Regions from separate parts of the Homo sapiens genome. Here regions 1 and 3 are each linked to region 2. A link is a contact called in ENCODE Hi-C or POLR2A ChIA-PET data. All regions are on one chromosome and are shown on one strand. Each heading gives the region's core, a stretch centred on a gene start or an enhancer-like site at or near the end of the contact. The rest is flanking DNA. Distances are from core to core; before and after follow the strand shown. Region 1 holds the start of SLC11A2 (solute carrier family 11 member 2). Region 2 holds the start of SMARCD1 (SWI/SNF related BAF chromatin remodeling complex subunit D1). Region 3 holds the start of MCRS1 (microspherule protein 1).

Evidence for each region. A loop is a pair of places that touch in the nucleus more often than their neighbours do. ChIA-PET counts read pairs that join two places held with the same protein, here RNA polymerase II (POLR2A). Pooled maps may share reads with other maps.
Region 1: a loop to region 2 is called in a pooled map, with 6 times the contacts of the local background. The contact joins the promoter of SLC11A2 here to the promoter of SMARCD1 in region 2. A Hi-C loop is called at or near these places in 1 of 37 single-sample maps with no recorded cell type and 2 of 50 pooled maps. POLR2A ChIA-PET finds 5 or more read pairs at or near these places in 2 of 52 experiments (MCF 10A and activated T-cell).
Region 3: a pooled map shows a loop between it and region 2 (5-fold over the local background). The contact joins the promoter of MCRS1 here to the promoter of SMARCD1 in region 2. A Hi-C loop is called at or near these places in 4 of 50 pooled maps. POLR2A ChIA-PET finds 5 or more read pairs at or near these places in 2 of 52 experiments (HEK293 and K562).

Annotation. Positions count from the first base shown.
Region 1 is chr12:51,024,971-51,027,670 of GRCh38, reverse strand. It overlaps SLC11A2 (solute carrier family 11 member 2), which reads left to right and starts at 1,287. Exons shown (of 16, transcript NM_000617.3): 1 at 1,287-1,361. RefSeq lists silencers at 907-1,626, 1,637-1,696 and enhancers at 1,102-1,713, 1,714-2,327.
Region 2 is chr12:50,083,946-50,086,645 of GRCh38, reverse strand. It overlaps SMARCD1 (SWI/SNF related BAF chromatin remodeling complex subunit D1), which reads right to left and starts at 1,304. Exons shown (of 13, transcript NM_003076.5): 1 at 1,100-1,304; 2 at 298-485; 3 at 1-25. The coding sequence starts at 1,276. RefSeq lists enhancers at 1-612, 1,462-1,721, 2,079-2,700 and a silencer at 952-1,391.
Region 3 is chr12:49,566,849-49,569,548 of GRCh38, reverse strand. MCRS1 (microspherule protein 1) reads left to right here and starts at 1,407. Exons shown (of 15, transcript NM_006337.5): 1 at 1,407-1,501. RefSeq lists enhancers at 908-957, 1,308-2,111.

The sequences.
Region 1 (2,700 bases), core at 38-2,537, 940 kb before region 2:
TAATTTGTTAGGCCATTTATTCCCTCTTCACCAGTTTGGCAGTCTCATCTTCAGAGCAAAAGATACGGTGTGAGGCTGAAACTGGCGATAGAGTGGGATTGCTTTTGGGTAGGTAGGATGAAGTCTGGGGAGAATCGAGTCAGCTGGGCGAGGAGGAAAACAATTCACTACGGAGGCTTGGGAGGACACCTAAGGCGGTCAAACTGGCTGCACTAGCTGATGTTTCTCGGTTCCTCCCAGGTGTGGGGTGCTCTTGGTGGGGCAGCAGATACTATGATGTGGCTCTGGGGGCGCGAGGAAATGTTCCTTCCAGGTGGCTATCCTTTTTTTTTGAGACAGGGTTTTGCTCTGCCACCCAGGCTGGAGTGCAGTGGCACGATCTTGTCTCACCGCAGCCTCCACCTCCCAGGCCCAAGTGATTCTCCCACCTCAGCCCCCGAGTAGCTGGGACCACAGGCGGGCGCCGTGATGCCTGGCTAATTTTTTTTTTTTTTTAGACGGAGTTTTCGCTCTTGTTTCCAAGGCTGGAGTGCAATGGCGCGATCTCGGCTCACTGCACCTCCGCCTCCCGGGTTCAAGCGATTCTCTTGCCTCAGCCTCCCGAGTAGCTGGGATTACAGGCATGCGCCACCACGCCCGGCTAATTTTGTATTTTTAGTAAAGACGGGGTTTCTCCATGTTGGTCAGGCTGGTCTCAAACTCCCGATCTCAGGTGATTCGCCCGCCTGGGCCCTCCAAAGTGCTGGGAGTACAGGCGTGAGCCACCGCGCCCGGCCTTTGCTTGGCTAATTTTAAAATTTTTTGTAGAGACCGGGTCTCACTATGTTGCCCAGGCTGGTATCGAACTCCTGGACTCAAGTGATCCTCCCGCCTCGGTCTCCCAAAGTGCTGGGCATTACAAGTGTGAGCCTCCGCGCCTGGCCTGGCTACCCTTTACAGGATAGAGCTATACCTCGTAGCTTGATTGTCAGTACCTAACGTGGCGCCACGGCGAACTAGGGCAGGAATCTTATCTGTCCCCAGACTGCTAGCGGACTGGAGCTCCCCAGTCCAGGGGCTGTGTGGGTCTGGCCAACGCAAGCAGCAACTAGGCAGCATGCAGCTCCCGCCGGGTGCCCCAGGGGCCGCCGCGTGCCCCAGGGGCCGCCGCATCCAGACTCCGCGTGGGCGGAGCCTAGGTCCCTGGTCTGCGGGCCACGCATCCCGGCCGCTGCAGGGACTCCAGCCAATAGGGATGTGCGGCTGCCGTCCTGTCGACCAATCGCGGGGAGGGGAGGGCGTTAGCCAGCGTGGCGCTGGCTCCCGGAATATGGAGCCCTGGGCGCGGGGGCGGCGTGTCAGGTGGTTGCGGAGCTGGTAAGGTGAGGGGAAGGCAAGGTCAGGGGTCACGGCATTCCGCTCGCTGGCAGGGAGGGGCGCGGGGCGGCTCGAGGGCCTGTGTCGGGGGTCAGGCTCCGGGGCTAGGATGCGACACCGGCTCGCCGTGCGGGGCTGTGAGGGGAGGTGTGGCCAGGGAGGGCCTCAGGCCCAGAGTCCAGGACTGATGGAGTCGCGCCATTCAGAGAAAGACCCAAAGATGGGGGCAGGGAGGGAACGCCGGAGGTCGCGGGGGTCTCGCCCCTTCCCCGCCGCGGCCTAGGACACATGGCCCAGCTCCCAGCTGCACCGGATGGCGCGCCCGGCCTGTGTCGGGGTGCGCTGACCTGCTTCGACGCCTCGAAAGAGGCCGACGGGCACAGGGCAAGGTCTTTCGTGGCCTCTTCGTCGGCGCCGCAGGGGGCCGGGCTGCTCTCCGGGGCCTCCCGCCGCCCCGCTTCAACAAAAGACTCATTATAACCTAACCGACTTCAGGGAGCGCCTTCTGTGTGAATAGCCTGCATACGCGGCTCAGTAATTGTGGGTAGATTGGTTTTAAGGCTGTTTGTGTAGCTCTCAGGGACCCTCTGGATTCCAGGCTCCAATGAGCAGGGTTTTTCTACAGGGGGATATTGCACATATGTAAGTGGGCTGGATGGCTCTCCCAGCTGTGCGTTTCATGTGTCCCCACTTTTAAAGCTACCGCTTAAATGTGACATCTCTTGCAAAAGCAAAAATTATATGGAAGGAGAGTTTGCAAGGGGAGATAGGCTTCTAAAAACTTGCTGGCCTCAATTTTAGTGACTGTTGGTGAAAAATGGAGAAGCTATGTTTACACTGACTTCTGGAACCCGAAGCCCCACCAGTTCGCATGATTTCTTGGCTTTGTAAATCTTTGAGCATGTTGTTTGCCTCTTTCTTCTTTTGTTCCACGTACTTAAAATGGGGATTGATAATATCAGTCTTACAGGGTTGTTGGTATGAAATTAGTTAATAAACAACAAAGTACTTAGAACTCTTGATGTGGAGGAGTTTTTGTTGTTGTTACCTTCTTTCCCCTTAACACTTCTAAAGAATTCTAACCTTATTACTTATTCTTTGCTCAGAGTCTCATGACTTATCACCAGTGAACCCGCCGGCCTATACTTTCCATTGACATCATTAACTTTGATCTGAGGGTATAGTGTAGTTATATGTGACTAGAGGATTTCTGCTGCGTGTTTGTTTTATTAAATACGGTTGGAAACTATCATTATACTAGGTCATTTATTGTGATACCTGTGTTGGGTAAATGAAACCTGAAACCTTCGGCTGTTTATTTTTTCATTGGACAGTATTTCATTG
Region 2 (2,700 bases), core at 55-2,554:
GTCAGCCATCTTCTTTTTCTTTGCACTGTTGGGAATAAATACTATTATCAGGTTGGGACAGAACTAGTCAGAACGTGAAAATAAGCTGTCAGCACGTCCATTTATAGTAATGTGAAGGGACTGCAAAGCTTCTCTCAAAGAACTACCACCACCACCACCACCACCAAGCATTCTCAAGGATGAGTTCTGTAGCACCATCTGCTGACACAGCACCACCACTTCTTGGTTCAGGTACTCCCACCACCTGTGTCCTCCCAGGCTCCCTCCCTCCCTCCCTCTGCCCCAGGATCATCTTACTTGTGGTTTCGATTTTGGACCGCCTGCTGCTGGACCTGCTGGATCTGCTGAGGGGCAGGTCTCTTGCGGGACTGATCCATCCCTGACTGGGCCAGGCCAGGTCGGACTGAAGGGTTCCCCCCATAGCCAGGGGGTCCCATGGAAGGTCCCTGAGGTGTCATTCGGCTGCCTGGCAACATACCTGGTCTCTACAGAGGGGAGAGGACCCAGAGATGTCATGGTTTCACCTGCTAAACCCCATCAAGAAAGAAAAGCAGGGAACGCCTGAGATCTTTGAATGAAGTAAGGTTTAGGGATGGAATGGAGGACAATGAGAGGAGAACCCTTTGCTCCAGTAGTGACTCCATAGAAAAACAGAGTCCAAAAGCTAAGCGAGAGCCAGATTATACTCAAATTCTCAGTCTATTTTGGATGGGACACATCGGACATCGCCAGTTCCACATTTACTCTGCTAGCTACTATCTCTTTAGAAGCTGACCTCAATTTGTCAGCTACACGTTCTGTGTTCCTCTGATCACTGGAGCTGCTCAAGCCCCTTTGCACTCCGGCCCTCATACAGGTATCCCTGGACCCACTTCACCCACCCAGGTTCTCTACCGACTCCCCAGGGAAACAATGCCCCTAGGAGCAGGTGTGTAACTGCCTCCCCCTCTCTTTCTGCGCACTGCCTCCCCCAACCCCCACCCAGAGCCCGAACCCCTCCCAAGGGAGTCCCTCCTACTTCTCCCCCCACCCCTGTCACTCCCATGTCCCCGCTCGGCCCCGCCCCCGGCCCGCGCGCCCCTCCTCCTGCCCCACTCACCGGATAGGCCGCTCCGGGCATCGGGGAGCGGTACAGCCCTTGACCCGGAGCCGGGCCCATTCGCACAGGAGGCCCCGGAGTTCCGCCCGGGCCCAAGGCAGCAGCCGCGCCCGCCCCTCCTGAGGCTCCGGCGCCGCCGCTTGGAGCCACAGACTGGAAACCCGCCCGGGCCGCCATCTTCCCGGAGCCGCCGATGCAGCCGCACAAAGAACCGGAACCGGAACTCCCCCCGCCCCCCGAGCGCCCCCCGAGCGCCCGCCTGTTCCCCCGGCCGGCCGGCCGGCACGGGAGGCTCAGGGCAGCGAGACTATGGGATAGAGCGGGGCGACTAGCGGAAAAGGCGTGCTGGCCACGCCCTCCCGCCTTCACGGTCCGGGAGGGAAAACCATAGAGAAGAGCTCTGCAATAGAGAGGCCGCGTGAGCGGGCGCCCCCAGGCCGACGGGAGGAAGACAAGGACCTGGAAAGGGGGACGGACCACAGCCTCAGCCCCAGTCTCAACCCCAACTCGAGCCCTCTGATGAAGAGGGGCTTGGAGTAATAGCTTCATCTTGGCGCATGGCGTTAACTTTCCAAAACGCTTTGACTGCTTTTCGTTTCGTTTTCTTACTGCTATAACTATCAGGGGCTGAGGAGGGAAACACAGTTTATTCCATTTTACAAATGGGAAAGCTGAACTCACAGGTGAATGACTTGGCAAAGGTCAACCAGCAAGTTAGCCATAAAGCCGAAGCCAAGATTCCAGATACCCTTGCTCATAGCCCGGGACTCATTCCACAGATAAAGTGCCTCAATAAGTACCTCACGTGGGAACTTCATCCTAACTTTCTCTCTGACCTAACCTGCTTCCGGATTATTATTTTTTATTTTTTATTTTTTTTTAGATGAGGTCTGTCTCTCTCTCGCCCAAGCTGGAGTGCAGTGGCACCATCTCAGCTCACTGCAACCTCCGCCTCCCAGGCTCAAGTGATCCTCCCAACTCAGCCTACCAAGTAGCTGGGACCACAGGCATGCACCACCATGCCAGACTGTTTTGTATTTTTGGTAGGGATGGGGTTTCGCCATGTTGCCCAGGTTGGTCTCGAACTCCTGAGCTCAAGCGATCTGTGCTCCTCAGCCTCCCAAAATGCTGGGATTACAGGTGTGAGCCATTGTGCCTGGCCTCAGATTTTTTTTTTTTTAAATATTAAAAAATAGGGATGGGGGGCTGGGCACGGTGGCTCATGCCTGTAATCCCAGCACTTGGGAGGCCCAGGCGGGTGGATCATGAGGTCAGGAGATCGAGACCATCCTGGCTAACACGGTGAAACCCCGTCTCTACTAAAAACACAAAAAAATTAGCCGGGCGTGGTGGCGGGCGCCTGTAGTCCCAGCTACTCGGGAGGCTGAGGCAGGGGAATGGTGTGAACCCGGGAGGCGGAGCTTGCAGTGAGCCGAGATCGCGCCACTGCACTCCAGCCTGGGCGACAGAGCGAGACTCCATCTCAAAAAAGAAAAAAAAAATAGGGATGGGGGTTTCACTATGTTGCATAGGCTGATCTCGAACTCCTGGCCGCAAGTGATCCACCTGTCTCAGCCTCCCAAAGTGTTGGGATTACGGGC
Region 3 (2,700 bases), core at 158-2,657, 520 kb after region 2:
ATAAAAATTATTTCAGGCCGGGTGCTGTGGCTCATGCCTGTAATCCCAGCACTTTGGGAGGCCGAGGCAGCCTGATCATGAGATCAGGAGTTCAAGACCAGCCTGGCCAACATGGTGAAAACCTGTCTCTACAAAAAAAAAAAAAAAAAAACTTAGCTGGGCATGGTGGCACGTGCCTGTAATCCTAGCTACTCGGGAGGCTGAGGCAGGAGAATTGCCTGAACCGAGACCCGGGGGCCGGAGGTTGCAGTGAGCCGAGATTGTGCCACTGCACTCCAGCCTGGGCTATGGAGCGGGACTCTGTCTCAAAAAAAAAAAATTTCATTGGTTTTCTGATATTTTCACAAGTTTACATAATATATTTAATCAAGTGCCTGTTAAAAAATAAAACACACACTCTTTCATGGGAGTTAAAATAAGTACATACTCATTAAACAAGTCCACAGAACAGTAAATGAGGTTGGTACTCTCGAAGCAGAGGGCCATAGTATACCGTCAGGGCCAAAAGGGCCAGTCTCTCATTTGACACTTGAATTCCCTAGCAATGTCCATGTTATGTGTTCTTGACACCTCTGATGGACAGCTTTGGAACTGAATCTTTCTTATTCTGAGCTGAAGTATGTCTCTCTATAGCTGCTAGACTTTAGTACCTCGCAAAGGAAGCATAAAACAGAATTCCTCTTTTAGACAACAGTCTTTCTAGTTTTCCGGAACATCTCTCACAGCCCCAAATTCCCAATTTTTCCGACAGGTTCGTTCTCCCACCCCAAGATTCCTTCCAAGGCACTCTCCTCTGAAGGTGCTTCCATTGGTTTTCTCTCTTACCTCCCGGCGACCACAAGTGGCCCCAGCCGTCCAGGTGGGGTCCGGCTGACGGGACCAAGTCGACACTACTCCTTCTCGCAGGGTCTCTTCCTTCTCAGTAAAGCGGCCCACGATCCTCCATCCGCTCCTCAGAGAGCCTCTCTGCCCTTTCTGTCCGCCACATCTCCCTGGCTACATTATCTCCCCGACTAGTGCCTAGCAGGCGGGCCTGATAGAAGTTTCTCTAAAGGCTCTGGAGGAGTCAAACAATGCATAAGGTCCTGTGCAACCCTCAGACTCCTATACCTCGTGGGAATTTGGAAGTCGAAATCCAGTCCGCGGTCCCGCCCCTCCCCGGGTCGCCTCAATTAGCCCCGCTCGGTCTCGCCCTAAGTCTCGCCTTTCCCTTTAACCAACCCCTCAAGCCGGGTTACCTCTCCGGTGCCTATAATCCTTAACGTTTCCCTATATGCTGTCCCAACTAGGAAAGCCTTTACTTTCCGCTATTGGTAAAATATTTACACTTTCCGTACCATGGCCACGCCCCCTTCACACACGTTGCCAAGACGAACCGGAAGAGATTGCCAGCCCCCTGGTTCGTTAACCGGAAGTAGACGTACCTCACGGAAGCCGGCTTTGGCCCTGCGGCTGCTACCGTCGCCGCGGAGAAATTGTTGGATCTGGCAGTCTAGGAATGGTGAGACCTCGCGGTTCGCCTCTGAGGGTTCTCAGAGGAGTTGGGGATGAAATGGAGTTTTGCAGAGTGCCGCCGGGGACGACCACCCCCCAAGTTTGGGGCCCCGCCCCAGTGGCGCCCCGAAAAGCTGCGCATGCGTGGGCCGGACCGGGTTAGAATCTGGCTCGAAGTGTTACGCATGCGCAAAGGCATGGAGACCGTGGGGTGAGAATGGGCTTGCGAGTTTACCCCCACCTCCCCAGCCACCAGCCTGTGGGTCTCAAACCAAGGCTACTTGGTGCTCTGCTTTGAGTTGCAGAGGTGACTTCATCAATGCTCCTACCCCGAGTTCTTGAGACAGACCTGGACCGATCCCCTACCTTGGGTGTGCACTCTTGGGAGAACGAGGGGCGGAGGGTCCGGTAAGGAAGGGGCACAGACCCTACCTCAGTTTGCCGGCAAGCTCGGGCCCCTTCGCCCTCTCCTCAGATGTCAAGATTCTTAGTCGTAGCCTATGGAGCGGAGAGCGACAGGCTCACCTGGGGACAGGGCTAGAACACTGAGCTAAGAGCCACCCTGGTTAGAAGTGGGGACTCACGAGAGGAGCGCCCCGAGAAAGTCCAGTACCTGGGTTCTCTAGGGGTTGTTGGGGCACAGCGTGGTTGATAATCACGCAGTTCCCAAACAGTGGTTTTTGGTTTCCACGAGATGGTATCTCATGGAAATACCACTTACTAAATCTTCAGTAAAAACCCCAAATGGAAAAGAAAAACAAAAAAAAAACGAGATGGACTGGTTGGAGTTTTGTCTCCCTTTCTTTTTTCCTGCTTTGGCCTGGGAGGGGAAGGCTGGTGCTGCTGAGCTGAGTGGACAGCTGAAGTAAAGAAAAATGTGGGCCAAAGAATCCCTTGTCTCTTGCTAGTTTATAGTCAAGGCGCTTAACCTAGGAGATACCAGTAGAATTAAAGGGTCTATGAACCCTCTAAAATAGTATGTGTTTGCACCCTTTTCTGCAGTCCATAGCTGTTATCATACTCTGAAAGGTGCCAGTGACCTTCACAAGACTGATGTCTAAGGCTATTATTGGCAGAGTGGGGCCTTATGCCTCTTTCCTGTCCTTATGTCTTCCCTAGCTTATGGGACCCTGGGGGACCTGAGCCAGTATAAGGAAGTGAGGCTGGCCAGTTGGAAATCTGAGCCTCAGGGAGCCTCATTTCTCC